4 separate regions of the Homo sapiens genome follow, and all the other regions are linked to region 2. Evidence: chromatin loops called from intact Hi-C (ENCODE). Cell type or tissue: endothelial cell of umbilical vein. All regions are shown on one strand. Each heading gives the region's core, and the rest is flanking DNA. Links, peaks and the distances in the headings are about the cores only.

The links. Hi-C counts contacts between places; a loop is a spot of excess contacts. Peaks named below come from ENCODE experiments on the same cell type or tissue, not always from the same donor. Only the 100,000 strongest peaks of a DNase experiment are listed, where the experiment ranks them.
Region 1: a loop joins it to region 2, with 3 times the contacts of the local background. A loop is called at or near these places in 2 of 110 quality-filtered maps.
Region 3: a loop joins it to region 2, with 7 times the contacts of the local background. A loop is called at or near these places in 100 of 110 quality-filtered maps.
Region 4: a loop joins it to region 2, with 4 times the contacts of the local background. A loop is called at or near these places in 3 of 110 quality-filtered maps.

What each region holds. Positions count from the first base shown.
Region 1 is chr7:26,445,815-26,453,757 of GRCh38, reverse strand. The region is part of intron 1 of LINC02981 (long intergenic non-protein coding RNA 2981); the gene reads right to left. Among named protein-coding and RNA genes, the nearest start is that of SNX10-AS1, 50 kb to the right of the region's middle. In endothelial cell of umbilical vein, for the core only: no CTCF peak of the experiment used is centred there; DNase peaks (open chromatin) are centred at 3,807 and 4,337; H3K27ac peaks cover 1,977 bases.
Region 2 is chr7:26,661,962-26,669,466 of GRCh38, reverse strand. It overlaps SKAP2 (src kinase associated phosphoprotein 2), which reads left to right. Exons shown (of 13, transcript NM_003930.5): 13 at 1-2,399. Among named protein-coding and RNA genes, the nearest start is that of LINC02860, 28 kb to the right of the region's middle. In endothelial cell of umbilical vein, for the core only: a CTCF peak has its summit at 1,783; a DNase peak (open chromatin) is centred at 1,786.
Region 3 is chr7:26,373,338-26,381,280 of GRCh38, reverse strand. The region is part of intron 1 of SNX10-AS1 (SNX10 antisense RNA 1); the gene reads left to right. It overlaps SNX10 (sorting nexin 10), which reads right to left. Exons shown (of 7, transcript NM_013322.3): 7 at 6,898-7,943. Among named protein-coding and RNA genes, the nearest start is that of LINC02981, 21 kb to the left of the region's middle. RefSeq lists a silencer at 4,392-4,601. In endothelial cell of umbilical vein, for the core only: a CTCF peak has its summit at 4,090 (motif pointing left); DNase peaks (open chromatin) are centred at 4,030, 4,770 and 5,490; H3K4me3 peaks cover 2,263 bases; H3K27ac peaks cover 1,784 bases.
Region 4 is chr7:25,858,278-25,866,220 of GRCh38, reverse strand. No RefSeq gene overlaps it. Among named protein-coding and RNA genes, the nearest start is that of LINC03007, 72 kb to the right of the region's middle. RefSeq lists a silencer at 3,456-3,565. In endothelial cell of umbilical vein, for the core only: no CTCF peak of the experiment used is centred there; a DNase peak (open chromatin) is centred at 3,780; H3K27me3 peaks cover 1,549 bases.

The DNA of each region.
Region 1 (7,943 bases), core at 2,146-6,145, 220 kb after region 2:
ACTGTGCCCATCCCTGATATCTTCTTTTAAAATGCTACCTCTGGGAGGAGGTAAGAAATTAACTGAATAGCTTTACTAAATGTCTTTTGTCAAATATAGTAGAGCCGAAAAATATACCAGAACCTAAGTCAAAAAGTTCATTGTAAAGGAGGAAATATTTTTCCCCAAAATTAAAGCCATAACTGGCAATTCTTAGAAAAATCATTACTCCCAGCTAATATACTCCCCAAAAGTTTAATAAACAAACAAAACCACCCATCATTGTGGACCAAGAGTTTCAGAAAAATTTATCTAACATTAGAAGTTCAGGTATGAAATGTCACAGATACTAACTTTGGAAGTAAGTATAGCACTATTAAGTGGGCAGAACTCTCTGCTATGATGTGGGTCACAAACTGCCACAGTCTATAAGATGGCATTTCTGTTTCACACAAGATCTTTCATAACAGAACAACTTAGAATCTTCACATGAAGAGTGTGACTTACATGCTGCATGCTTCGTGACATCCTTTCAAGTTTGGTTTCTTTGGGATGGCAGAGAAAAATCCATCAACAGTGCAGTGAGACATCACTTCAGGCCACAGGGAGCTTTCAGATGGGAAAAGTTGAAGACACCCAACCAGCACAGAAAAGTTCCTGGTGAATGTTTTCCAGTACGTGGCAGGTGCTCAGTAAATGATTCCCAGTGATGACCACCTCCCCTCTTAACCCTATGGTAGTGAAGGCACCAGGTAAAATTGGCGAGCCTCCGATGATTCAGTCATTCATTCAATAACTATTGATTCAACCGTCTGGCTGAAAGTTAAGCCACATAACAAAGAGACCAAGTATAGTGGCTTAAAGACATGCAGGTTTATTCTGCACTCATGGAACATTTCAAGGCAAATGGTCTGGGCTGGGTGAAGCTCTGCCACATGTGGCCATTTAGGCCCATGTCTGTCCATCCAGTTGCTCTGCCACCCTCCAGAGTGTGTCCTTGTCTGCACAGTCAGGCTGATCATGGGCACCGCCACGCTCCTGTCCTCAGGAGGGAAAGGTGGGTACACATCTAGGGCTGGGGAATGCATTCCGAGCAAATGAGGCAGAAGCTAAACACATCACTTCCTCTCCCACTCTTCAGGTGATGTCTTAGCACTCAGCAGCACAGCCGCAAGGGAAGCTGGGACGTGTGGCCTAGCTGGGCATCTAGCAAAGCCAGCAATACCAGCTTAGAGCAGGGCCTCCTGCAAGGCCCAGATGACTGAAGTACCTGCTCCCATGGAGTTTATAGTCAGGTGGGGAAGCACAGAGATAGGTAAAGAAGTCATGACCAAATGTAAAGGCCCAGGAGAGAATGAAAATGGTGCTGTAACAAAGACTGATATGGAGTGAGACAATACAGAAGGGTTTGTGGGGAACAAGTGTAGACCAGGTGGTCAGGTGAGGGTTAAGCTGAGACCTAAAGGGGAGGAATGCATGGATGCATGCCAAAACAAACAAACAAACAGAAAAAAAAAAGAATGCACTAGACAGAAATACCTGATGCACAAAGTCCCTGGAGGCTGAAAGTTGGGCATGTATGAGGCCAGACCAGAGAGCGGGGCTGGAGCAGAGCGAGGTTGGGAGGGGAAGAGCAAGGCTGGCAGGGGAGGAGCTTCAAGCCAGGCATGTAAAGGGAGCACAGCAGGATCCCAAAGGCCCTCGAAGGCCTGGATGAGGAACCTGGATATCTGAAGTGCAATGGGAAGGCAGGTTATGGGACATGATTTACATTTTTAAATATCCTGTGGCCGCTGTGGGGAGAATGCAGCCATCGGTGTAATCCACCTGTTATTCTGAGAAGGGAACTCTAAGGCCTAGAAAGTGAAGGTTTAAATCTTGTCTCTAAAGAATAATTTTAAGATGAGAAATGAATCCCCTGGTAGCCAAAGCTTCTTTGGGTTTTCAGAGGGTCTTCTGAGACCAGCCATCCAGGACAGCGGCCCGAGGCCATGATCAAAAGTCCAGAGCCTTCAAACCAGCTTTGCTGGAAGAAAGATGAGGTAGGAAGCAGGTTGTGGGAGGGGTAGTGATGGGGTTTATGTCTAAGCCACTTCTTATCTCCAGCAGAGGTGCTGCTTACACTTTTGGATTCCAAGTTTGTTTACTTGACTTGAAAATGCAGGTAGCTGCGATGCGAAAGTTCGTTTCTCTCCAGGATATGGGATACAAAAAGCAGAAATACAAAAAGTAGAAACACATTTTCTGGTTTTGTTTATCTTAACGTGAAAAATAATATACATCACAATAAAAATAATATACATCACACATCACACGCTGGGGCCTGTTATGGGATGGGGGTGGGGGGAGGAATAGCATTAGGAGAAATACCTAATGTAAATGACGAGTTGATGGGTGCAGCAAACCAACATGGCACATGTATACCTATGTAACAAACCTGCACGTTGTGCACATGTACCCTAGAACTTAAAGTATAAGAAAAAAAATTAATTAAATAATTAAAAAAAGAAAAAATATATATAGATTTACTTGTAACAGAATGGTAGGCAAATACATCTAGATTGTCTACATCTTTTAAAATGCAGTCTTGGATTTACAAATACGTGCAGATGTCAATAATACCTGACATAATTTTTACTAGTTTACAAAATCATTGCCTACATTACCTTATACAGGTACTTGGTTGAGTTGAATTTTCTATAAATGATTCTTAATAAGTAAATGAGATTAATGGACTAAAAATTGAAATTTGTAAATGCCTCCATTACCTATTCATGCATCATAAGCATTTAGTCTTTTAAAAAATTTAGTAGGCCCTGATGATTCAAAAGGCCTTGATTTCTTGAGCCCTTTGTTTGTAAAATGGTGACAAATTTGGATGAAATGCTGCATGTTGGTAATACTGAAACCTTGCAGATAAAGGGTTATTTCAAACCTTTCTTATGAGAATATACATGCAAACTGTGTTTGTGTTAACTCAAATTCTAAATTAGTTGCAGTGTGAACTAATCATTTCAAGCATTAAAGCTTGGCCTTGGGATGAAATTAAAGGAGAAACATTTAGGCAGCATCATTGGAGAATTACCCTCAAAGTAAGATCACTAAATCCTTAAACATTTTCCTAAGGGAAAAAGTGGAAGTATCATCAGTTTCTAATTCTAAGTAGAAAAAAAAAAATTAGCCTGTGGACCAGAGGAAACAGCCTTGTGTCAGAACACTGAATTATGTTGTTTCTACCTCTCCTTTTCATTGTAACTAATGAATCCTAATATAGGCAATAAAGACATATAAAAGAGAAATCTACATTGTAGGTCTCTGATTTATCATCCACAGAACAACTGAAGTAACTGTTCTGGGATGGGGGTATTACCTGGGTATCTATGCCCCAAATATACAAACCCCTGCATGGCAGGTATTTCTAAAAATTTGTGCACAAAAAAATCGGCTGGGTGCAGTAGCTCATGCCTGTAATCCCAGAACTTTGGGAAGCCGAGGCAGGAGGATTCCTTAAGCCCAGTATTTTAAGATCAGCCTGGGCAAATTAGCAAGATCCCATCTTTATTTTTTTAATTATTAAAAAATTTTTTTAAAAATTTTAGAAAGATGTATTTTAAAAATGAGTATAAGAGAAGCAATGCAGGAGGGAAAGAATGAAAGAAAAACAGCAGAAGACAAAGCAGTAGAGGATAGCACTTACAGATCACTCCTGACTCACCCCTGGAAAACATTCACTCAGTTGTTTGCTGGGGAGCACACCTCCCTTCCTCCCAGGCATCCATTCAATCATCTAAAACATTTACTGAACTGGACACAGAGCTGGGCCCTGAGACTACAGACATGAGTCAGACATGGTCCCTACCCTCCAGGAAATCACAGTCTTGCCAAAATACAAACACAAAAAGTGAACGTCTGAAAAGAGCTCTAAGAAGAAAGTGTCGAGTGCTGAGCGAGCCTAGAAGAGGAGGCTGTTCCTCTGCCTGTGAGGACAGGCGGGAATTGGCTGACCCTGAATGAGGAGTATGCTTTCCCCAAGCAGCAAAGAGGCAAGGACCTGGAGCTGCTGAGGAGAGTCACAGGAGAGGAAGCTCAGGCGAAGGTGAGGGCTGGGCTGTGAATAACCTGAGCAACGGACTGAGCAGTTAGGCTACATTCTGCAGCCAGAGAGGACCCACGGCAGCTTTTAAATCAGAGGAGTGGCATGATGGTGTCTGGGTTTTGGAAAGGCCAGTGGCAGCAGCATGAATCGTATGACCTTGGGACGTGCCCTGGGCAGATGATCCTCTTCCCCAGGGCAGCTGTCCTCAACGTGAAGGCTTTTCCCTGTTCTAGATCAGTGACTTCATCCTGGGATATAACAACTTCCTGTACTCACAGATTCTAGGAATCATTTAATGGGCGCAGTGAGGATGGCTCATCCAGGACCTCAGCAGGAAATATCCAAAGTATTTTGATATTTGACTGGAGTGACTCCATGACTAGGAGCTGGAATCATCTGCAGTCTGGCCTGGATGGCTCAAAGTCCAGGACTGCTGGCTGGAGTTCCTCACAAGGGCATGCTCAAAGCTCATGCCCAGTGCATCTCACAGGGAGTCGGGAGTCAAAAATATGGAAGCTCAGTGTCTTTTAGTATCTTATGTCTGAGAGAAGGATCTGTAAAAGGATTGCTTGCCATATTTACGTATTTTTGTTTTATTTCTTACTGCATCATTTAGCTGTGACCTCCATAAAAGAGGTCTCCAAGATGTGACCTGGTCATCCCTTTTCAACCTCAGCTCCCACCCACATACCCCAAACTCTGCAGCAACCAGTTGCTTGGAGTTGCCCATAAACATTCTCTCCTTTTTCCCGTCTTGCCTTTTCACAGACTGTTTCCTCCACCCGGAATGCGCCCTACATGCCTGGCAACCTCCTACTTCCCTTTCACGATTCAACCCTAACATCTTCTGGTCTCAGAAGCCTTTGCTGAGTCCCCAGGCACAGTTGTGCCTTCCTCCTCCCCACACCCCTACACCTGGTGTTCCATTATATTCTATACTTAGCACTCTGCTGCAATTAATTGTCTTCACAACCACCTCTCTCACTAGCCTATGAGCCCTCAAAACTCTTGAAGGGTGGAGAATCTGTTATTCTTCTTTGTCATCTCTCCAGCTCACAAACATAGTAAGCACATTGGAGATGTTTAACCAATGTGGACTTTTCATAGTGACTTTCAAGTTAACCTTCATGTTCTTACAGCATTTTATAAGGCTTATATTAAGAAAGCCCTCTTCAGCCTGGGCAACATAGTGAGACTTTATCTCTACAAAAAAATTTAAAAATTAGCCAGGCATGGTGGCACATACCTATAGTCCCAGCTACTCGGGAGGCTAAGGCAGGAAAATTGGTTGAGCCCCAAGGGTTAGAGTCTGTAGTGATCTATGATCATACCACTCACTGCACTCCAGCCTGGGCAACAGAGCAAGACCCCATCTCTGGGGGTTAAAAAAAAAAAAGGAAAGAAAAGCCCTCTTAACATCTCATCATCTACATGCAACAATCCTGCATGTATTGGCCCCATTTAGAGATGAGAAAACAGAGATTCAGAGGCATGTGGTGATTTGCCCAAAGACACTGACCAAGAAAGTGACAGAGCTAAGACTTCTCTTCCTCTGCCGTCTGATCTACTCAGAGCTCTTGGATAACATGGTGCCACAAAGTGCCCAACCTCAAGTTCAAAGACTTACTTTGGACATAATTTCTTTCCAGTGTCTAGGGCTGTACCTGCTCCTCTGCATACTCCAGTCCCATTGGTTTCTGTTTGAGCACCATGTGTTGGGGCAAGCCCAAGGGCAGGACTCTCAGAACAAGGGCAAGGGGGAACTGCGGGAAGTCATTCAGGATGGCCTCGGGAAGCCTGACTTAAGTTCAAATTGTGAACAAGTCAGTGAGCTAAGGCTGCAGCCGGGACTGCAGTGGAAGGGGGAGGGATGAGATCTTGAATTATTTCTTTTGCAACCCTGTCCCTGGCATCACTTTGTGTAGCAAAGCTTACCTTAGAGTCCATGTCCTACTGAAATCACCATAAGATCAGATCTATCAGAGCCCAAATTAATGAGATTTCTAGGTGTTTATGAGTTGTCTTCATTTCAATTTAATTTTTCGAACAGGAAATATATTTACAGAGTTTGAAATTCCAAAGGCACAAGAGGATATACAGTAAAAAGTTTTCTTCCCACTCTTGTCTCTCACCACCAATTTCCTTTCTACAAAGGTATTTCATGAATATTCAGGGAAATACAAGCATTTATATATGCATACATACATACACACACATATTCTTTTTCTCTCATTTTCATATGAAGGGCAGACTATTTATACACTGTTCTACATCTTGATTTCTTTTTCTGCTTAACAATATGTCTTGGGATTCCCTCCATACCAGCACACAAAGAGGTGTCTCCATCATTTTTACAGCTGTACTGGATCCCATTGTATGGCTGTGCCAAAATTTGTTTAACCAGTTCCCGGTTGAGGGGCATTTATTTTGTTTCCCATCTGTTGCTATTATAAACAATGTTGCAGTGAATAACCTTATAGATACATCATTTTGTTCACATGGGAGTATATCCATAAGCCAGATTCATAGACTTGGAACTGCTGGATCAAAGGGTGTGTGTGTTTGTAATTTCAATGGGGAGTGTTCCAAATGACTTTCCACAGACTTTGTACTAATTTAAAATCCTACCGGAGTTGTACAAGAGGGTCTTTTTTTTCCACAGAAACCTCTTTTGTACATAAACCATCAGGGATAGTCTAAGGATTCAAAGAAGCCATGAAGACCAAACAACTCTTCTGAATTTAAAAAATAAAGGTGGGGTGGGGCGAAATGCAAATCAAAACCACAGTGAAAAAAGGGGAAAAAACATGCAATGAGATACCACTTCATACCCGCAAGGATGGCTATAATCAAAAATAAACAAAAAGTAAGTGTTGGTGAGCACGGAGAAATTGGAATCCTTCGCATTGCTGGTGAGAATGTACAATGGTACAGCTGCTTTTAAAATCAATTAGGTGGTTTCTCAAAAAGTTAAATATAAAATTACCATAGGACCCAACAATTCCATGCCTGGGTATATACCCAAAAGAATCAAAAGCACATACTTAAGCAAATACCTGTACACAAATGTTCATAGCAACGTTATTCACAATCGCCAAAAGGTGGAAAAAATCCAAATATCCATCAAGGGATGAATAGATAAGCAAAAGTGGTAAGTACCTACAATAGAATATTACTCAGCCATAAAAATGAATGAAATTCTGATAAATGCTACAAAATGGAAGAACCCCCCCAAACCAATTTCATTTACATGAAACATTTACATCAGGTAAATCCACAGAGTCACATGCAGATTGATGGTTGCCAGGAGCTGAGGAGTCAGGGAAATGGGGAGGGATTGTTTAATGGGTGGACAGTTTCCTTTGGGGATGATGAAAATGTTTTGTAACAAGATACAAGTAGTGGTTGCACACACTGTGAATGTACTAAATGCCACTGAATTGGAGTTTAAAATGGATTACAGTTTGTGTCATGTAAATTTCACCTCAACCAAGTAGAAAAAAGGAAAGAATAAAAGTGGAGGTGCGTTTACGTCCTTGTTCCCAATATTCTTGGTTGCTGACTTTCTGAATCCCCCACTTTGTGATCCTCTCCCAGTTCAGTCTGTCTACAGAGGGCCCCCTAGGATGGTTACAGACATCCGCTAATAGCATATGCCAGGCAATGAGCCTGGGGCTTTTATGCATTTTCCCGTGAATTCTTCACCACAACTGAGCGAAGTATCATTATCTTCTTTTTTTTTTTCTTTTGAAACGGAGTCTTGCTCTGTTGACCAGGCTGGAGTGCAATGGCATGATCTCGGCTCACCACAACCTCCACCTCCTGGGTTCAAGTGATTCTCCTGCCTCAGCCTCCTGAGTAGCTGGGA
Region 2 (7,505 bases), core at 1-4,000:
GCAACCAGTTAAGTTATACCTGTTGCTATTTTGCAAAGAAATAATTATAGTTTTTATTTACCCATTTGATTTGTGTGAAGAATTCATCACTATTTTATACGTAACATATAGTCTACTATAGCATAGTATGCTACTATTGCTACTTCTGGTGTGATTTGTAATGTTTCTTAATCATTGGACATCAATTATTTTTAGAGAGTAATGTATAATTTCATAGCATTTTAAATTTAGTGTATCATGCGAGTTTTTTTTGGTAGATGCTGAAGAATGTGGTTGCTAAACAAAGAATGCTAAAGAATGTTCAAACTTTATAGATAACTTTATTGTTATTATTTATTTTCACACATTTAATTCCTATTAAGTACAGCCGCAAGAAAGAAAAAATGATGAAGTTGCAAATGGCAGTGTGCTGTCACCTGCAACAGAAGTGCGTACCAGAAGTATGACTCATGCAAAGCATTTTACCGTACAAATATCCTGGTGCGATGATGGGCCTGGCAACATTTTCTACTGTACTTTTGTTTAAATTTAATGAAACAAAAAATTCCTAAGAAATACCACCCTACCACTAACAAAATGGTATAAAGAATCTCCCAGCCAGGCCAACATGGTGAAACCCTGTCTCTACTAAAAATTAGCCAAGTGTGGTAATGTTCACCTGCAGTCCCAGCTACTTGGGAGGCCAAGGCACGAGAATTGCTTGAACAAGGTAGGCAGAGGTTGCAGTGAGCCAAGATCGCGCCACTGCACTCCAGCCTGGGCGACAGAGTGAGACTCCATCTCAGAAAAAAAAAAAAAAAAAAACAGAATCTCAGTGTATTCTCAAAGTAAAAAGGCATAACCAAGCACTCTCTTATCTTGCCTTATTGCTATACTATTTACATCCCACTGCAGAACAGCAGATTTGAGGCTTTTCTATATACTTCTCAGAGCACTGAAAAGAAAGGAAGGGTTTGCAGAGGAGAGTGTAGAAATCCCAGTGGTAGCATGTACCAACAGGTGAGTAGAAAGGTAGTGTTAGCCTGACATTTGAGTTATACTCTGTGCTGCCTGAGCAAGATTTGTAGAATCATATAATTACCTTTTCATGTATATTTGAAATCAGAGGTGTTTAAAATACCTATGAGATACCAATGTAGCCTTAACATATGTCAAAATGCATTGCTGGTTAGATAATTATTTGGACTACACATAAACTCCTAATATTGAATCATTACCTATCAGGTATTATCTTTATGGAACTTTTCAATATCTTTGCTTTATAAAGATTCTAAACATGTATCTGAGCTGGTAATATTTTAAAATCTCCATTATTTGTGTAAAACTGTTTATAAGCAGTGTTTGAGAGGGTCTGCTTTACCATTACCCCCTCAATATCATGATCATCCAATCTCAAATGTGAAAAAAAAAAAGAAATTTGATTTTAGGGATTGTGAGTAAACAAGTTTATATAGAGAGACATTGTGAAGTTAAAGTTTTCAGAAGTTACATTTGTGCAGTTCTTACCTTTTCCTCATATAGTGCCATTGAAATAGACTGAAATTATCTTGGCAAAAGTTAGACAACCAAAGACGACTTTAGTGGACTGGTTTTCAAAACTTGAGCAGCTGAAAAGCAAAAGCCGTTGTTTCCCATGACAATGTAGCCTTTGTGGATTTGGGTTTGTGCTTTGGGTTGAAAAGAAGTTTTTAGTCCTAGGCCAGTAGATGGCAGCAGCTTTTCATTGCAGACAAAACCTCTTGAAACCCTTCCCCCATGGCACAAACTCGCCCATGATGGAAAGCATCTAGATTTCTGCCTCCTTTTACAGTTAATCCAGGAGAGGGAGTCCTTTGCCAACTGATGACCAACAGTTCCAAGCCAGATAGTCTCGTGAACAGTGACAATACAGAAATAAGGTGTTATTTCTGTTCAGATCTCCACCGGCCTTTGTTCTTTTAAAACTTGAATATAGGTGGGAGACATAAGAAAGGAAAGAAAAGACTTAAAACTGGAGTGACAGGACAAATAATCATTACTTTCAATTCATGACTGCTTTATATTCATTTGATGAAATCATTTGTATACAAACCAGGGAGAGTTTTCTTTACACCCTTGACAATATATCACATACTCTTCAAGATCATAATAATATCATTAATATAAATTTAAACAACATGGCTTGTTAGAAAATATGCTAATTGCTATGGTCTCATTATGTTTGCTTAGCTTTTATTTGTTTTTCTGTGAACAGTTAGAGAGCTAATTTTTTTCAAAGGTGATTGTAAGTCATATTTTATATAGCATTTTGCTTGATTATTTGCTCTGTACTGAATTTGTACTCTATTGCCATTAGATCTTACAATAATGTTCCACTCTGCAAATTTTTAAGGTTCAAATAAAGTTTAATTGTTTGCAAACTGTTATGATGCTAATAATTCAACAGCCTGCTGTGTTACTAATGAAATTACTTTGTTATGATTAATTTGGAAAATAGTGTGTTGATTGTAGTAATTAAGCACAACAAGGTGAAGTAAATGATTCTAATGCCATCTGGCCGCCAAACTGAATGAAGAAATGAAATAGGGCTGTCATCTGAATTTATTCAAAGAAGTAAGGATAATACAAATGACTTTCATTGCTTTAGGATTTACACTTAACACAGCTCACTCCGTTCTATTTTTGCCACTTTGCTGCATATGACACTTTCTTTCATAGAAAAAGAATGTCATTTAGTCCAGCAATTGTTTTGAATACTTTATTTTATTGGAAGCTGATTATTTTTACTGTGTGCTAATTTAATTACAGATAATTACATAAAGTATTATAGGACCATGGGAAAAAGAAATCACTTTTCAACCATGTGTAGGTGAAATCCATATATATGGGGTTTCGTTTTTGTTTCATGTTTTGTTTTGTTTCACTTTTTGCTATCATTACACAACCACTTTGAATATAGCCTTGCACAAAGAGTAGGGCATCCATTCAACTGTTTCTTAAATGTGTACAAAGGCTCACTCTTAGTTCTTATGATTTCTACTTTTTATATAATTTCATGTAATTTCTGCACTCTACTACTTGCTACTTATTCATAGACTGGTACTATCCAGGGTCATAATTTAAAATAGAACTGAGTTAGATATTATGAATTCAGATTTGCAGTTCAGCCATTAGAAGAAAATTAACCCTAATATACATGTTGTTTAAGAGCTTGAACTTCATCAGTGAGACTGAGTGAAGCATTGTGAGAATTTTTAAAGTTCTAAATTTCAGATAAATCAGTCATTTGTATTTCATTTGTTGGAGTTATAGACACACACCATATAGAGATCACTTTTGCTTCTCTTGAGTTCAGTAGGTTCATGACTATTGAAAGCAATCCACATGGTAAAGAAAGAGGTGGTGAAGAGTGGAGATCAAAACATGATCAAGCCATGGAAAACACAGCTTCACTCAAAGGTTGAAAGAATACTTTGTGTGTGTGTGTGTGTGTGTACACTGTATATATATATAAAATAAAAACATTTGATGAATATGATCTTATTTATAGTAATATACTTAGTATTCAAAAATACAGAGAAACAATAAGTACTACATTGTTAAAATATTATTATACAAGTTTAATATATACTCAAATGCACAACAGTTTATACTCTGGATTGGGAACAAGAGATTTCTAGACATCTCAGCTTTAGCCAGTTTATTATACGCCTACTGCTTTATAGTTGAGTTCTTCCAGAATATCTGTTAGAACCTCTGATAGCATACTATTTTATGATGAGATAAATACTTTAAAAATCATATGATCACAGTAGCATGGAATGACATTTCATTAATGCTATGTTTGAGGGGCTTTTTCTTGTTTCTGCTAGTAGAATCTGTTCTACCATTACTTATACACAAACATATTATTTATTGCCAGCATGGTACACATTATATGGTGTGGATCCAGTAAATATTTGTTAATTAACTGATTTGGCACCCCACAATATCTCAAGACATGAGATTTAAGAAGAAAAGAGCTTGACTAGTAAACCTGGTAGAGAAAATGCCTTTATACAGTTAGTATATCCCATAATACTATCAACAAGTAGATTGGATTTTATTGTTATAACAGAATTGAGTGAGATTGTGAATAATAAGAAAGTTGAGTTGTGGTACATTGTCCTTAGATGTTTCCTTCCTTTCTTCCCTTGTGTTCAGTGTTGTGACCTCAAATAAGAGGCACAGGTGCCTCCTCGGGCAGCTTGGGGCAAGTGATCTACTTTCACTTTCCAGTGAAACATCTCAAATCACTGCTGCCCTGCATTCCACTTGCGTAATATCAGAGAAGCCTTTCCTGCATCTGATCTTGAAAGCATTCTAGCTGTCGCCTTGGGCAGATCAAAAATTTGTGCAAGTAAGTGGGAAGTTTCACAGTTGCTGCCAAATCTAATCATAATTTAGCTTTTGTCCTTTTTGTTAACTTTTACTCCCTGTTTATTTAAAGTTGTATGATTATGTTAACTTGAGTGCTTTGAGTCCCCAAAATGAAAGGAACTGTAAATGCAGAAAGTCGCCTTAGTCATACCACTGCTCAGTTTAGGTCTTCAGTGTTGAGAGAGGGGCTGGAAGTTGAGCAAGCCAAAACACTTGACTATGTGCAAAGGCGTGAATATAGAAACTGCTCCCAAAGCCCATCTCTTAAGTACCTTTCTTAATGCTGGAACTTTGGAAGGTGTTTCCCTAGGTTTCTCTCCTCTTTTTTTTTTTTTTTTTTCTTTTCAGTTTTCTTTTTTGTTATCCATTACTCGGAGAGGCAATATAGCACAGCCCTTGTCTGTTTTCTGTTTATTGGCCTCAACTTTCTAATATAAAAATATCACTCCTGCTAGAGTAAAAGCAGGTGCCATTTTGTAGCTTGAACTGCAATTTACTTCTTGTTTGAGGAAAGTGTCACACAGGTACTCTCAAAGGAGAAAATTAATGACACTAGTGTATGCTGGTTAAAGACAGCTGCTTTCGTGGAGGAGAAAATTCCAACAAATAAGCAGATTCTCATCTACTACCCTCCCCTCCCAGCTCCCATGGGAGTCTATTTAGAAAACCTTGTGTTCTTTATCACATCAAATGTGATGATAACAGTTTAAGTCAGACTAGTAATAGTAATAGCTAACATTTACTGAGTGTTTACTATTTGTCATGCTGTGCACTTTTCATTCAATTCTTATAACAACCCTATGAAGTAAGTTCTGTTATTCATTACCATTTTCCCGATTAGGAAACAGGCTGAATAATTTGTCCCCAAAGCCTTAGGGTAGTGAGTTACCTAACCAAGCCTCACACCAGCCTCCTTGCCCTGAATTGAACACTGTTCTGCTGCGCAGTACTGTGATGAATTAAAACCAAATGCTTATTTGGATTCTTTGCATATAATAGGCACACAACAAATGCTTGTTGACCACTGATGAGGTCACCATTTCTAGAAAATAATCTGAAGCATGTGAAAAGAATCATCCAATAATTGACAATTGGATAGCTGAATTTGGCTCACTAGTCAGGAAAGCATACCATGGTTATCATATCAGATCCAAAGCAGCTGATCCGCAATGGAGACGAAACTTTTATGCAGGAACACTTGACGTTCCAGTCCAGATGAAAATAGGAAGTCAATCAAAGCAGCAGAGTCCAGAGAGGACACCAAGCCAAACTGACCCTTTTCTAAGGACCTTTTCCCATCCTTCCCACCTCCTCCAATGTGAAGCCCAGTAAAGGGACCAGCCAGGGGAGCCTTGAAGAGGACTGCAAATCCAGCTGCTTCTGTCTCAAATAGTTGTTTTTTAGGAGATGGGTTTTAATTGATTGGTTTAAACACATAAAGGATTGTTAACAAACTGTACCATCAGTAAACTTCATTGTAAAACATGTATAATTTTGTAACTGAGTGATGGCAATGTCTGACCTGACTTTTGCTTGTTGAGATATGAATTTGTTTAAGAAGAATTTTTATTGGAATATCTGATACATAAGTACGTACAAGGTCTTATTCCGTGGACACCCAAGCAGTGCCTTGTACTGGACCTCATAAAGACTTCTGTTGTGTTTTTTGAACAAGTCCTTTTTAAATAATTTTGTACTTCAGTGATTGGAGGCTGAGGGTTGGGGAGAGTGAAAAGATTAAGAGATAAGTAAGGACTAACATTCACTATTATGGCTCTGGAATTTAACCAGAGAGGTGGTAAAATTGAGCCCTCTCATAGTCTAAAATACACCCTATAGTACTGACTGTCTTATAGCCCAAGAGAAAGGGGTGTACCAAAGTTCTATTTTCAAAGGGTATTTGATTCTGTAGAGTTCTTTGAAATGTTTCCATGCCTACTATTCAGAACATCATGCTTCTGAAGGACAAGGAGTGAATGACTGCATTACCCTGATCTCCAGCTGCCCAAGTAGATCTCAGTGGTGTAAAATAACCTGTCCCATCTAGGATACCCTACTAATTCCTAATTCCCAGGTCAAGCGCTTGTGGTCCGTAGAGTCTCTGTTGCTCCCTGCTTTCATCTCCTTGCGCCACTTTCCTCCTCCTCCTCAGGCTATTCCAAGGAGCTGGAGTCATATGAGGCATGAGATGTTACAATTCTTATCGCTCTACATAGTTCACAACGTCAAGTGTGCCCTCTGCTTTCTGGGAACCCAGCAGAAAAACAAGTTGTGTAACTGTGTGTTTATCCTGTTATAAGCATCCTGAATTGAAAAACCTGAAATGTAGCAATCTTGTGAATGTGTGTTATTATCTCTCTGTTGCTTTGCTTCAGTTGGTCAGCATATTTGCTTTATTCTTTATTATCGTCTCAGGGCTTGCTATTTTTCTTCCTATCTAATTAAATGATTCCATTTTGAATAAATTACATTTAAGTGCCATCCTGTGCAAGGGGTATTTCAAACATAGAATTTGACATAGTCTTTCCCAAGTAGATTCATAGTCTGAATAAGATAGGGCATAAACACAGGGAAGGATAAGGACAGCCCCACATAACCTTACCTTGGTACAGTTCTTAGCAGGTTAAGCCACTAGCAGTGTCCTAAGACATAAAAGGTTCTCTGATTTTGTGATATCTGAACCTTAGGGATTATCTGGGAAACAAACTGGGAATCTTTCCTTATGTATGTATTTTTAAAAATAAACGGGGAGGGAAACGCAAGGGTTTCAGTATTGTTTCAGATGAAAATATTTTTAAAAAAATTCCAAAATGCTTGTAGCTCCTGAATTAAGTGTGAGGGGAAGCAAAGAGCTGTGTATATGAATAATGTGAACGTCTTTTACAGAGTTGCTACCAGTTATGGTAACATAACTCTGGAAGCTGAGAGTGACCCTACCCCTTTAGGAGTAAGGACTCTTTTCCTTCAGTTGGAGACAGAGTTGTACCAGCAGTATTCAGCTGAAAGTGAGTAGTAGTAAGAACACTGGAATTGGAGTCAACCAAAATTCTAGTTTCACTCTCTAGTGCCTTGTGCCCTAGAATAAGTTTCCTTCCCTGCGGAATACC
Region 3 (7,943 bases), core at 2,057-6,056, 290 kb after region 2:
AACAGAGGCTTTTAAGTTTGAGAGGCCAGGCAAGGTGGCTCACGCCTGTAATCCCAGCACGATTGCCTGAGCTCAGGAGTTTGAGACCAGCCTTGGCAACATGGCAAAACCCTGTCTCTGCCAAAAATATAAAAAAAATTAGCCAGATGTGGTGGTGTACACCGGCAGTCCCAGCCACTCGGGAGGCTGAGGTGGGAGGATGGCTTGAGACTGGGAGGTTGAGGCTGCAGTGAACCATGATTGTGCCACTGCCCTCCAGCCTGGGCAACAGAGCAAGACCCTGTCTCAAAAATAAATAAACAAACAAACAAACAAACTGAGTACCATACTCCCTGCCTTTCTGTAGAACCTGTTCTCTGAAGGGGAATCGTTCTCATTTAATGATATCCCATGTTCCTTGCACCCTGGCCTCAAGAACACCTAGTGTGAATGCAAGTGCCCCTTAATCATTTTCAGAAGGACTCCAAAGTACTATAGATTCAAGGGATCACTGTTCACCCTTTCTTTTTTGAATCAGTTTAGGAAAACTGTGCACAGTACCCCTACACAGAGATGCATACACACACACACACACACACACACACACACTCTTAGAGATTCACAGTGTATGTTTTTTCTTGAGGGTCTTGCTGTGTTGCCCAGACTGGAGTGCAGTGCCATGATCACGGCTCACTGCAGCCTTGACCTCCCAGGCTCGGGCGATCCTCCCACCTCATCCCTCCAAGTAGCTGGGAACTTAGGCATGTGCCACCACACCCGGCTAATTTTTGTATTTTTTTTTTCTGTAGAGATGGGTTTTTGCCACCTTGCCCAGGCTGGTCTCAAACTCCTAACCTCCAGCAATCCACCTGCCTCGGCCTCCCAGAGTGCTAGGATTATAGGTGTGAGCCACCGTGCTGACCTCACAGTGAATATTACCATATGAAAGTCACTGAGAAGTCCTGCAGAAAAATTAATATTAAACTTTATTTAGCCCAATGTGTCCAAAATGTAACTGGCCATGGAAACCTCCATCCTGTTTTTTTTTTAACTTATTAGCATTTAGTAAACTTATTAGCATTCCTCAGAACTAGCGCTGTAGGGAACACCTTTAGGACATTCTGTATCCAGTCTTTTTATTGTACTGATGAGGAAATTGACATCCAGAGAGGTTGGGAACTGCCTTTGGGTACGTGCCAGCCACAGAGCCAGAACCTGATTCACCAGACATCCTTCCAAATCAACACTCTCTCCGGTAAATCACACTTCAGTATGTCTATTCCATACCTCTAATATATAAACAGTACACACAGCACATGAGTTGATAGCCTTGTAACTGCCAACTTACAAATCACCCTTTAAAAAAATACAAAGAAATCACTAGGTGAGAGCTGAGATCATGTATACAAACTTGAAGTGTGTTTATATACACTATTAATCGCCCTTGTCATGGTTTATACTAGTTATCCAAGTCTTGCTGGTATCAATTGTTTATCCTCATTGCCTTCTCACTGAAATAATACTACCAATAACAAATACTAGCTCCCTCTTTGCTCTCAATGTGAAGGATAACATTAATATATTGATGCAAATTTCTAGCATTTATCTTTATGCATTCATTTAAATAGAGCCAAAACTAAAGAAATCACTTGTTAACAAGATAATCAAAAACAAATCTTTATACTGAGCACTTCATTGATAGATCAAATCCCATTATCACTAACTAAAAGGAAAATTCTTTACTTTGGAATTTGGTTGAATTTAAGACAATTTTCAAAAAAGAAAAATAAGAATGAAGAGGGGGGCATGGAAATCTTTGTTTTTGCAAGAGTTATAACTATTTGTCATATTAAAAAGTAAATTACGTTTGACTGTAAACTTGAAAAGGTAGGTAACATACAAATTTTTTTTAAAAAATCATATTTTGAGAGCAGTCAGTACCCAACTTTAAAGAGCATTTATGAATAATAACATATTAGGAAAGATCAATTGGGATTTCTGTCTAAAAAGTTAAATATTCAGTGCCTGTGATCTGTATTTGTTACCTAAGGCTTCTTTATCAGCAGAAGAAGGCAAATGATACCCTGCAAATGTTTCCAGCATGCAACTTTGCTTATCTCCCTGTATTAATGATCTGTATGGCAGCTGTTATATTAACCTTATCACATAGTACAGCAATAAGGGAAAACTATTGTGAAGGAAGAAAAAAAAACCATTTTGTTTAATCTCTGGGAGCTTTTTTGAACCTAGCAATTTTCTGATTGTCAAGGGTGGAAAAAAAATGAAAGTTAAACTTTTACTGAGTTTATTTACAATCTCAAAGAAGAAACTGGACATTTCCAAATGGGTGATTCAGTAAACATCATAAAATTTGAAGAGGACACAGATTAAATTATCAACTAAACGCTCATTATGTGAATTCTGGGTTTCATGGGGTCCACTAGGGAGCTCCCACCAGGAGTCAGGAAGTGGCTCCTGAGAAAGGCAGTCTCTCCTTCAGGGCTCTGAACCGCTCATTTATGAATATGACATTACCAAAAAAACTCCCATTTGCCCCTCGTAAGACTTCTACCTCTTTCTTCATACAGTCTCTATGTGCACACAGATGAAATTCAGAGGCTCTGTCTTTTAATCCCTCTTTAACTTGGATAATATCAAACCTGACCCTGACACCATTCTACCTTCTCTTCTCTCAAGGTGTTGAGAAATCACCTAACTCTATGATTGCAATTAATGTTTGGTTCAGCTACAAATGCTTGAGCTCAACCCACGTACTAGCAGAATGAACACAAGCCCCTTCCACTCCCCCAACTAGGTAATATGCTTTTTCCTTTTTTTTTTTCTTTCATTATCCCTTTAATACAGAGCAGGGCTACTGATTAGCAAGAGGCAGTTTGACTCCAGCAATAGGTCTTCTTCACTAAGCCTCACTGTCATGGAAATTCCAGCTGCTACAAGAATAAGAGGCTCAATCCATATTTGCCAGCTCTAATATGAAATCTGTCAGAGCCCAAATTAATGAGTTCCAAATTCCTTACATCACGATAACAGGTTAAGACTGGTCAATTAATTACATAAATCCTTCCCGATTCATTGTGCGTTTGCAGCCCAGATTGTGTCTTACATTACTCCATGACACAAGGCCTTTTGGCTCCTGTTGTTCCGCAGAAAGGCCCCATTTAAGTGGAGGCTGCCTGCCACGGCAAAATGTTAAATGTCACACGTTAAATTTGCACTTTTCTGTAATTTCTTTTGTTTAAAAAAAAATTAAACGAAAGCACAGGGCTCCCAGTACACCGCTATGCAGAGAGCTGGGATTGTACTGCACGGATCCCAGGGCAGGTCAGCACCTGTGTTTTACCTCTAAAACAGGTTTTAGAGCACATGCTCCCCAGTACCGGGTCCTCTATAAGCAGTGGAACCCAGAACGTGCATATTTGTGAAAATAAGCCAAGTTTCCCTAAGATCTAAGATTCTTGTCTTTATGAAAGGATTAAAATAGGATTCTCTACATAGCCGGCTTCTCTTGTCTACCAGTAAAAATATGGGGTATCTTAAACCGTGCTGATCTAATCATCTTTCAGAAGCGTGTGCATATTATATTTGCATAGGCCTTTGCCTTAAAAAAAAAACAAAGGTATTCCAGATGGCTTTGCTATTTGTATTTGTCACTGTAACACACCTACAGAGAGTGGTCTGATTGAGGACCTCATAATCATCCAGGCCAAATCTTTTCCTTTTTATAACATCACAATGTGCCTGGAATCACAGCTAGTTAAAACTCGACCTGGATGTGTGACCTCCAGATTCCTAGCGTGGTCCCTCCACCCCATTACATGTCTCTGGACTTGTATGCACGTAGCTGCTGGGTACCGAATGAGACCGGTTCTGGTTGTGTTTCCTGAACCATCTTATTGCAGGCTAGGGGTTCTGCGAATACACGAGCGACCAAATGATGCTCTTAAGTACAACCGACACCTACGTAGGGAACAGGTTCTTTCTACTTGGGAGCCCTAACACCACTCCACTACGCGGGCAGCTCGCCAGACCCAACCAAGGGCGCGTTCTGCAGTGGGCGGCTGCAGCCTCCGCACTGGCCCGGCAGCGCCCCCTTCTGTCCTCCGGCGGCCTGGCACCTGATGTGTCACAGGCCGCGCGCTTTTTCCGGGTACTAGAACACAGTCCCGCTTACAGGGCCTCAGCCTAAAGCGGGTGGAAAACTTGTATCACCCCCCTACACACACACACACACACACACACACACACACACACACACACACACAGCCCAGTCCTACCACCAGGCGCGACCGTCCCCTCCCTCTCCAGACGGAAGGGGCCAGGTTAACGCAGCCGCGCGCCCGCCGGGCAGGTTAGGTTCTCGGGGGCCTAGAAGGGAAAGGGGTTAACTAATGTGTGCGATGCGTGTGCAGATGACAAAATTTAGGGCACGTAGAGTTTGCCCGGCCCCACCGCGTCCGCTCGCGGGGACCCTCGGGGGCCGGGCCCCATGGGGCCGGGGCAGCACGGTGTAGCCCCTCCTCCGGCCGGGCGCGAGCGTCTGCAGAACAAAGCCTGGAGTCCAGCCCCGGCCCCGGCGCGGCCGCCCCTCAACCAACCCCCAGGCGGCAAGGCCCTCTCCACGCGCGCTCTCCAGCCTGGCGGGGCCCTGGAAGCCGGGACACGCGGAGGCCGGGAGGGTCATCGGCGTTTAAGGCAGCCTCCCACACCAAGTGCACCGCCCGGATCCCCTCTGCACGAGGGCTTTCTGCTTATTGCTCTTTTCCCCAGCAGCCAGAATCGTCACCGTAGCGCGGGAAGGGGCCTCGCGGGCCGTCTGCAGCAGGTGCGGCCGGGAGCCGCAGGCCCGCGCGGTAAATCGCTGTCTCTTTGCGGTCGTTGTTCCCATTCACCGCCCGCCGCCCCCCGCCCCACCACGGTTCTTTTTTTTCTTTCCGCCGCGCAGTTGCCATGGGTTACCAGGGCGGTTGCCATGGGTTACCGGACCGAGGCCGGCTGGCTCGCTACCTGCAGCCCAGTCGCCGCCGCCAGCGGAGCGGCCCGGGCGGGACGCGGCGGGAGCGCGCGTGTGCGGGACGCAGCGCGGGGGATGCGCGCGGGCCGCGGAGGCGCCGCAACCAACAGGCGGCCGAGGGTGCAGCCGCGGGAGCGCCACCGCCAGTGGGGTGGGGGGCAAAGCTATAAAGAAGGCCCAGAGGTAAGAAACTAGCAAAAACACAACCACAAGTTATGCCCGTGCTGTGCCTCTAGCAGCAAAGACAAGCGGTGTGGGGTTGGATGAATCTACACTTCTCGTCGGGGGAGAAAGGGTATTTTCCTCTTTAGCATAAGCCATTTACATAGTGTCTTTAGACCAGAGTTTAAATTCAGCAGGAAATTGTAGCTTAATGGTTTTTTTTCTCTTTTCCTCTATATCTTTTGAAAAGAAGTCTTTGGAATTTTGGAGAAAGAGAAAGGGTCATTAACTACCAGAGTTTGCGCAGCTAAAATAAATTAGTGTCCAATGCACTGCTCATGATCTAGAAAAGTTTGCAGTAGGAGTGAAGCGCAATTGTGTCTGCTAAAAAGGGACAATGGTGACTCGTTTGTAAGATGCATATGGCAAAGAATAGAACCAAAGTCCTTTGTATATATAGCAAATGTTAAAGAAATTGTTGCTTATTTACATCCTTCTGAAATTTTTGAACTCCACTCTATTAAAATTATTAATTTCTTATGACCTTTATTTGCAAAGAAAATTCTATGCTTTGAATGTCAAATTGCAGTAACTAATTTCAGACAGTATTTTGTATTTGAAAATGTGTTTATATATAATAAACTAAGAAAAGGTCTATATTCCAAACAAAAACACAAAATTGTACTGAAATTGTTTCCTTCATTGAAAAGATGTTGCCTTGTATTCACAGGATACCAGCTAAGTAATTTAAATATTAAGAGGAAGACTATTTAGAAACAGAATAAGCTTTGTTATTTTCGTTTAAAATGTTAAGGGGCCTCTAATGAAAAGGGGTTGTCTTTTATAGCTCAAATACTGAAAACCTTATTGGTATCACAGTAGCTCAATAATAATGAATCCTTAAGGCATCCAACAAATACAAACCAAATTCAAAACAACGTCCAGTTTACTGTTGGATATAACGGTTATTGTGGCCAGGCTAAATGAAGTTGTTTAACTTCTTAATTGTCATAAAAGAAACTTTGTTCTTTTACTTTATACTGCATATCACTTGTTTGTATTTAATTATTCAATAAAATGTGGACTAGGTTTGAAAAACTGGCAAGATACTTCATATCTTAAGGAATAGTATCTGCTTAAAAATAAATACTTGTTTGTCCCTAGTAATTTTTAAAACTTGAAATTTTAACTAGAATTAAGTAACTTTCTTCTAAGTGAGACTTTATAAGAAGCCGAAGTAACAGGTTGTTGACGTTCAGTGCTGTTGACACCTTTGGGTTATATATAAATCTAGTTCTACAACAAAACACGTAAGTTGGCTTTATAGGTGAATAGTTTACCCTTTAAGAATCAGCCAGGGAAAATGCAGTTTTGCTGTATTGTAATCATAAAGAATCCAGGATTAGAATTCTTTACATTTAAGTCACATTAAAAATAGTGTTAAATAAACATCTATTCAAGTTAGCTACATCAGTAATTATTTTCTTTTTCCTAAAGAAAGCTTTATAAAAAATATGCCAGAGAAAAATAAGAGACAAAGCAAGAAAACCACTGGGAACTGAAGTTCATCTAAATATCTCAGCTGCAAGAAATCAGTTTTAAGAAGCCAGTGTGTGGACATTGAAACAACTAAACCAAGGCTAAAAGCCTCAAATATGTACAACTATAGCTAATATTAAACCATGTTTTACCAAATTTCCTCATAAAAAATAAAAAACACTGAGTTTGGGTCTAAGGCAGAATATATTCTCTTGTATAAAATAAGTGATCCGGCAAAGTTGATTTTTTTTCACGTTTAATGTAAAAATGATCTCGTGACATTTACATACTAAGTATTAGGCATTACATAATATTAATTTTGATGGCTATGTTACATCATCTAAAAATAATATGACAATTGGTGGCATAGTATGTGTTTTTCAAAACTGCTGTAAAACAGAAATAGTGTGAACTCAAATACATATTGCTGAAGGGATGAGGATCGCTCTTAAATGCCTGGATGGCATGAACTTTACATATTAGCATGGTAAGAAATTACTAAATCTTTTCTTTTCCTGTATTAAAATAATGAGGATCTAAGACACATTAAATCAAAATATTTACAAAAATTTAATAATGTTTTAGACCAAAGAAAAAAAGGACAAATTAAAGAAATCATTCTTATTCTAAATTTAATTTTTTTAATGTTAGTTCTCAGTTTTCTTAGCTTTTTTTTCTGTTGGTTCTTTGAAACAAGCATTGTAAAGACTTTTTAATAATACAATAGCTTTTAAACTCTTAGTGAAAATGAAAAGGTTGCTTTTTGTAGTAGCCTCTGCCACTCTTCAATTAGGCTGGGTAACAAAGCAACAAGTTATCCTAGTTATCTGAAAATATCTTCCTGTTAGTTTCACAGAAATATTTTGTACCATTCAACATGGATGAAACTTGGGTAATTATCTCAAGAAAATGTTGCCTCATCTGAAATCTGAACTTCAAAATAGTTTATCTAAGATATCTTTGGGACACTAAAAAAAAAGACATTTTATGAAAATTATACCAATCTTCAAGTAGATGCTTTAAAAGGGGCTTTTTAAAAATGAATAATTATTTCTGAAATTAGCAAGTCGACATCCTTTTCTAAATTATGGGAATATTTATTGGTAAAATTAAATTTATTAATCTTTATAAAATCCTTCCTCTGATTTAAGTAATAAGTAACCACCACTGATACTGAAAGTTATCTAGTGATAAGAAATTGCACATTTAGTCAAAAAATAAATCATTAACC
Region 4 (7,943 bases), core at 1,461-5,460, 800 kb after region 2:
CTTAATTTCCTTTCTTGGAGATAGTGTTTGTCCACAAAGGCAAATGCAATCTTTTGAAAAGTATATGGAAACAAACACCTTCCAGCTGTGAGCATGTAATTGGTCAATCAGTTCTTATTCAGAGATGTTTTTAAATGTCACTGTGTATTCTTATTTAATTCTTGGATCCCTGCATCCATAAAAATAGTGGCCTAAACTGTTGCTGTTCTATGGAGATATCAATTTCCATGTCTTTTTCTTACAAAACCATACTGGAAAAATGGATGGAATTACCCATTTCACATAATTCGTAAATTTAAATAAAATAACATGGAACACAGATTTCGACTTTCTCACAGTTGGCAATGTAATTTATATATTTGGAACGTGGTTCATTTCTATTATTTGAACCCTCACTTAAATATGTTAGAGTTAGTTATTACTGTAAGCTGAGAGAACCAACATGTAAAAACAGATTGATTTCCACAACCATCTGCCACCACAATGAAATAATTTGGCTTAGAAACTTACAGGATATGTGATATATTATAAACAGTGTATTGTTATGAGTTTACAATTTAATGATAAACAGGGCTATTTGTTTTGTTACTGAAACCGTAATATCAAGATGGGGAACAACTAAATAGAGACTGTAAAATGAAACGGTGAGATATGTACTTTTGCTCAATTTAGAGGCCACAAACATAGCTAATCATGCATTTTGTTAAATACTTGTTTGATGATATTCTTAATTACATGTCCTTTGTGGTTTGCTGCTATTTTCAGGTGCTATTAATAAAAATCAGTATTCCTAAAAGTGCAAATAGATTGGAAGCAGATGCTGTTAGTAAAACATAATTGGGCTAAAGAAAAAATGTTGCAATTTGAAAACAGACCAATGTCTTTTATGTGTTGGTTTGCCGTGATTATGCATTCATGCAGGACTTGAAAGAGGAGTAATCAACAAATGCATATTAAGAAGAATAGAAAATATAAAGAAGAAGCATTTTTGTAAAGCTCAGATAAAATGTTTATTTTATGTGAACAATATTGGAATTGCTGGCATAGGTTACAGAAGTTAAGCTGAACAAGAAAACTTAAATTAGTCTTTGCTACATTAGAATGTTAAAATGCAACTTTTAAATCTTTGAAACATATGCAAAAAAGTAAATTACTTTTGAAAATATTGTTTTAACCCAAAAGATTAATGATTTATATTTATAAATGATAATACTGTGTTTTTAAAAAATGCAAACTGGGAATTTTTTATGGCCAGATCATTATGATATTTTACTTCTACTTTTCAGTAGTTCTGAGTGGTTACTTTATGAATGTGTATTTCTTATAATAAAAAGAAGTTAAAAATATGAATGTAATAAAACTGTGAATTCTTACAAAGTCAAATTATAGTCCAAGCAGAAAATAAGAACAAAATAAATCTGAGCTTTGAGAAGCAAGTTCTTAATATAGAACCCAACTGGAATTTCGTACTAAAGCAAAACAAAAAAATGACCTCACTACTAATACATAGAAAAAGATAGGAAGAAAATATAGGAAACAGATTTACTTACTGATTGTGAGAATACATATAAACATTTTGGGTTTTTCTTGTTATGCCTTTTGGCATTTCTCAGATTTTTTCAGGAACATATATACTTCATAACCAGAAAAACCTTATTCATTAAAGAAAAATGAAAAATAACATGATAGTCTGGTTTAAATAATAAATAGTTTGGGTTTAATGCTTAGTTATATTACTTAAATTATAATAGTACTTTATTCATTACCCCAAAGCTTATTAAAACAGCACTAACACAGTCATATAAAGCTAACGCCTAAAATTAACACTAAAATGTAATTATTTCCTAGTAGATTGTAAAATTAACTTTTTATAATTACTAAGAACCAGGTGTATAAAAGTGCTAATGTTTTATTACTCTACTTTACCTAGAGTTCAATTTCAAATAACAATTTGACAAATTATCAACTGACAATGTTTTTGGCTTTAAGATGGATATACATTACTGTAATTGCTTGGAATATCATAGGAATTAACATTTATTTTTAACACTGAATCACTTGTTAGCAATGGAATAATGTCTCTGGATATAATTTCATGGAGGAGGCATAAAATAATGCCTCAAGTTATTTACTTTTAAGACTACAAAATTAAATATGAATTGAGTTAAATGTAATCCACATACTGATGTAAATTTAAAAAGACAGTAATTAAGCAAATTTTCCTACCTTTGTTACATGTCAAAAAGTATTTAGAAGAATAAACGTTACACCATACTGACCTAACAAGAAAACTTTTCCATTCCCCTTGATCTTATAATTTTCCACAAACCATTATTCTCCACTGAGAGCACTCTTAACTTCTTACTAATACAGAAATTCTTCGGAATCCTCTATCATTTCTGTGCTGGAGGCCCAGAAATTGCAGAATCGGAAAGGTGTAATTTGTTTTCCAGTGGAGAGAGAAAGAATTTTGGCTGTGAATTTTAATTTCTGTTTAAATAAAGGCCCATAGCCTGCCAAAAGAAGTAATTCTTTCTTACTTTTTTTTTCGTGAAACGGCCTTGTTGACAACTCAGATTTTAAAATGTAATCCAAATTAAGGAACAAAGACTTCCAAATTTAATTTGGAGCAAACAAACTACCATAATAACTTTTCTGAAAACTGTAAAAATGTTACCCAGTATAAACGCGCAGACAATATGTTTTAAAACTTAGGTTCCTGAAGATCGTGTTCATCCTTTCATTTTCCAGGTATTTGTCACTTGACATCTTATTTCATAAATCGTGAAAAGGTACGTCTATGTTCAGTTCGACCTAAAACAGGGAAAATTTTTGTAAAAAAAAAAAGAAGAAAAAAGAAAAAAAAAGATCAAATCAATCACAAGAAGAATTCTCTTATTAAAAAACTGTCAACCGAGTATCCCTGGGGCATTTTACTGTTGGAAACAATTTTAACACATACATCATTCATAAGCAATTCATAAATGCTTAGCTCGAAAGAATTTTCCATCCTTTCTCTGCTTCAGTGCAACTCGGCTCTCCCTAGCTCTGCTAGTGGAAAATTAGGAAGACAGGGAATTCATAGCAAAGGAAAAAATGAATTCTAGTGAAGGAATAATTTTTATTGCACAAAAATTTTGCTTCACACACGGCCAGCCAGGAGCAGTGGCCCTTACACAGATTAAAATAAAATTAATTTGGGGGCGGATAGATTGGTGATCTCTACTTATTTCATGTTACAACTCTTAACGACTTGTAAGAACCAACGAAAAAAATGCATTTAGAAACAGAATTCTCTCAAAAGGGCGAATTAAGACGAATTTTTTCAGAAAGCCATTTATTTCCTTCAGGCCCTTGGCTCAGTCTGGCGAGGCTGGCGGGAGACCCGCCCATACCCCCCGGGAGACAGGCGGGACACCGGGTTCTCGAGTTACAAAGCAGCCCTGGGTGCCCGCCCACTATTTATGCAAAATAAACACGCCCTCTTTATTAAACCAGCCAATGATCAAACGGCATCCTGCCCGGCGGGAGGTGGGGCCGAGGAAGGAAGCACTCAGCAAACCCAGCTCCGCGCGCCTCGGCCCGCTCCGCCTCTTCCTCGTGCCCTTCCTCCTCCGTGCTCCGCCCGCAGCTAGGCCCCTCCCACTCAGCTGGCGTCTGTGCGCTCCGGGAAGAGGTGGGAAATTGGGCGGAGCCGGGGGCGGGGGGAGATGCTCGCGGTTTCTCATTTACATGCAGCCACACTATTGGCTTAGGCTGGCGGTGAAAGGACAAATTAGGGGCGGGTAGCTTGTCAAAGTGCACTTCACGGATTGGCTTAGGCTTACGATGACGTAAGAAGGCCGTTTAAGCAAATGAGAGCGCAGGGCTAATGCGCCTCCTCCCTCTCGCCCCACCTCTGTGTGAGCGACCCAGTGAAAGATGAGCCCTTGAGGCACATTCCCTAGTAGATTTAAATGACAAATCTAGAAAGAAGCGGTTTAAATATTTATGAAGAGGCGGAGAGGTGTAGAGTGTCTTCCGGAAACGCTTCTGATTGGCTGGTGTTTTCAAGCAAGTGTTAGCTTTATGAAATGAGTGAGTACCCCCAGATCAATTCAATGATTATGTTTCGTGCTTCGGTTTTTCTTCTTCCAAAAGCGCCACACCATATACATCTATTTATTTTCTCAGTAATTGGTTGCATGTGTGGTCCGAGGGGCTCACTTTTGTCACATTTTCACTCTCAATATATTTTGTTTTTTGTAAATCATGTCTTATTTTCATCAATTTTAAAATGCAAAGATCTGGGACAGATGGAAACAATTAGAACCTCCGCTCTGCTGATGTGTATAATCTTATTAGTTTAATGGGTCACAGGGTGCAGGACCTATTTCCTATAGATCAAAGTGAAAACAAACACGGTTAATATCCCATTTTGTTTTAGAACCACATCGGATCGGGTTCCCTCTCTGGGCCGTGGTAATGACAATATTAAGAGAGCTTGGGTTGCCTTGAAGTTTAGAGGGAAAATTGAGTCATGAAGCATTTTGGTTTAAAAATGCATTGATATTAACACCAGGTAGCCGGTTGCCAGGTCCCTGAGCTCTCTTGCGTTTATCACAACAGCATGGCTTTTTAAAGGATTTCAGTAATGCTCGTTTTGATCTTTTGCCTTAAAGCAAGTGAAAAATCATGCTTATTTGGTTGTTAATTATACCAGTTCTCAGGTTTCCTCTATTCAGGCTCAGTGCAAAACTTCCGAGCCCTTGGTGTAATTTTCAACTATGACTTCTTAATGATTTTTTTTCTTCATCTGTGGATAGTAGTCACAGACTCTTTTCAGAATTTAATTTAAAAAAAAAAGTTAAGGAGCCACATGACCGCCACCCAAAATGCAGCATTTCATTTCAGGGAGTTCCTGACCGCCTAAGGCCACTCCATAGACTCCTAAATATCTGTGAACTCCGGTATCAGAACCCACACCTTAAGGAAATGTCTTTCATATTTTGAGTTGTGTTCGGTTGTGTTATTCCGAGGCCAAAATATAATCTTCTAAGCACCTACGGGGTTGGACCAGAGCCTCTCTCTTCGTGACAAAGACCCCCTTTGGAAACCTCCCGCAGCAACTTCTCACCCCAATAAATTAAATGCAGCCGCAGTGTGGTCCATTACACTGGAGTGTGAGGTGACGGCCCCTGTCAAAGGTGAACGGCCCAGTACAGCCCCTTAAATATTCCTACAGATAATAAATATCTGTGTAAGGAAGGGATGTAAAAGTTTCCTATTCGTTTGGAAAGCTCGGTACTACAACAATGAATAAACATTGCAGACTGATGAATGCCCCCAAGTCCCTCCACAGAGGCGGCGGGGAGAGAACCAGATCTTAAAAAATTTTTCACTCTAGGCCTGGAGGCCGGGTGCTGCGGCCACCCGTGCCTCGACGTGTTCCTCCGCACGGGCTCTAGGAATGTAAATACCACGAGTTGAGACAGGTCTGGGCCCCGGACAGAGCGGTCCGTGGTTTTAGCAATTCATTTTAATTCCGAAGCGGTCCAGTGCATTTGCTTTCACTTGGTTGCGCGGGGCTGGAATTGATAAGAGAGAAAACCATGTACTTGTCCTTGTGGGTTGGGAAACAGGGTCACTGAATCCTGGGCTGGCTCTCACAGCTTCCTGGCAGAGTTCACACACGCACTCAGAGGCTGCGCCAGCCCTGTACCGCAGGACTGCGGGCGCTCCCTTGCCGGCACTCCTCCTTCGGTTCAGAAACCAAAGTGGAAACGCATGGATCAAGTTGCAGGGAAGTCTGACATCTGGGACAGATGTTGCTCCTCTGCCCGTGGCGGTTCCTCAGATAAATCCTCATTGCTTTATTTTAATTTGCCTTTGAATTTCGTTATTTTTGCCTCAATGCAACACATAGTCTTTTTTTTTTCTGCTTTATTTAACTCTCACGGTCCTCTGCGCTATTTTTATCAATGGTATAACTTTATTTTGGGAAAGGGATTATTTCCCCCTCAGAAATGGGGGGAAATAATCAAATCTCCAGTCAATTATGTCTTGAAATTTAACTCTGCTTTTACTGGTCCATCATAAAACATTTAAACCGTTAAAAACATGTCCCTCACTGATCAACTTTAGTTGTTTTGTGTTTTAAAACATGGAAATACAACCCCTGTGTGTGTATGTCACATTACGGACAGACCATATTAATCTCTTTCTCACAGAAAAAACATCTGCGTGTGTGAGTCTAAGTAATTATTCATCTAGGGTAACAAATTCTAGAAGGCTTGACCTACCTTCCTTCCTCCCTTCCTTCCTCCCTTCCTTCCTTCTTTCCTTCCTTCCTTCCTTTTTCTTTTCCTTTCTCTTTTTCTTTTTTTGTGCTTCTTTGTATCTAATACCCAGGGGCATTAACAACATCTCCTCTGCCTCGTCTTCCCGTGTGTAGAGGGACCCGTCTCACGTCCAACAATAGATACCCCTTTTATTATATATTTTTCCTTTTGTTTTTCTTGACCAACAATTTCCCTTCAGTTATTTATTTTAGCTGGGTAACCCCAAGCTATATGCTCCGTGTAAACCAGAATGGTGTGGTCGGTTTTGTGACAGGTAGTGGCTTCCTGAGCTGGCTCTGATGCGCACCTCTGAGGCGAGCCAAGGCGGAAACTGTCATTCCTAGAGGAAAGCGATGCCCGTCTGGGAAGAATCTGGGAAACCCCAGCATTCCTATGAGCTGCGGCCCACTAAGCGCCCCTGACCGCAGTGATCACTGTCTCCTAGATTTTTTGACAATGTTGTTTTGCTTTGTTTTAAAATATTATCGTTACTGCTGAGAAACGTGGACTCTTATGATGAAGACCTGCCGGGCCTTCCCCAGCCATTTCACTCCCTGGCCTCCTCCAAGATGGCTTTCATTTAGGGAGGGTCAGACTCATCTAGGTGACATTTCCCCGAGCCTTTCAGTCAAGTTGGTCTACAAATTCACCAAATTAGTGCTTGGTCTACATCTAGGGCTTCCTGCACGGAAAGGCCAATAGAAAAGTCCACGACTTGACTTTTACGCCACATCACTACAGCCACAAAACGGGGACCTCCTCGGGACTGGAGGCGGATCCTCCACGGGTCCCCGGCCAGGCCCATCCTCCTCGCAGCGCGCCTGGTGCGGCCGTACCAATTCCGCGCCGTGCAGCCTGGAGTTACAGGCCCCGACCGAGCCAAGATCTGAGGCTGCCGGGCCCTCCCTGTTTACTGGGGGCTCTGCTACCGGAAGTCATTTGACAAATCTCAGGCAGGCCTTTCTAATCTTTACTGCTCGGCAGAGCTTTGCAAATCTCTAAACACGCTGTAACCTTCTTCAAACAGCACGCCAGACACACTTGAAGGTTTTTTTTTTTTTTTTGAGGCCGGACGGAATGGAAACTGCATCTGCACGGGATCTCTCCACAGTCTGGCCCGCAACACTGCCAGCACCTTCCCTAGACCCTCGCCTCCCCGCTTCCCCCGCACGCGGATTCTCGCGCATCCGTGCGCCCACTCAGCCCCGGGAGCCCTCCTGCCCCGGGAAGCCTCAGACGGTCTTGGGCTGGAGACTCACCCTGCGCCCCTGCAGCGGGCTGCGGGGAGAGAACCTTGGGGAACCAGGCAGGACCGGCAAGGGTGGACCGAGTGATTTATGACCCTGATCAAACTTTTTAGGAAGCAGAAATTAACCTGAGGGAGATTAGGCCTGAGCTTTGAAGTTCACGGTTTTGTTTTCCTTCAGCCCAGTTCTGCCATCAGATGGTTCTTGGTTCCTTCTACCCCTCTCCTCCTCCCCCTCCTTCGGTCTCTCGTCACCCCACTTTATCCTCCAGCAACCCCTCCTGCGTTGATTTTCTTAATTTCAAATACAAATATCTGAACACCAGAAACTGAAGTTCCTGACAGTGACCTATTGAACAGAGGCATCGCATACTCCC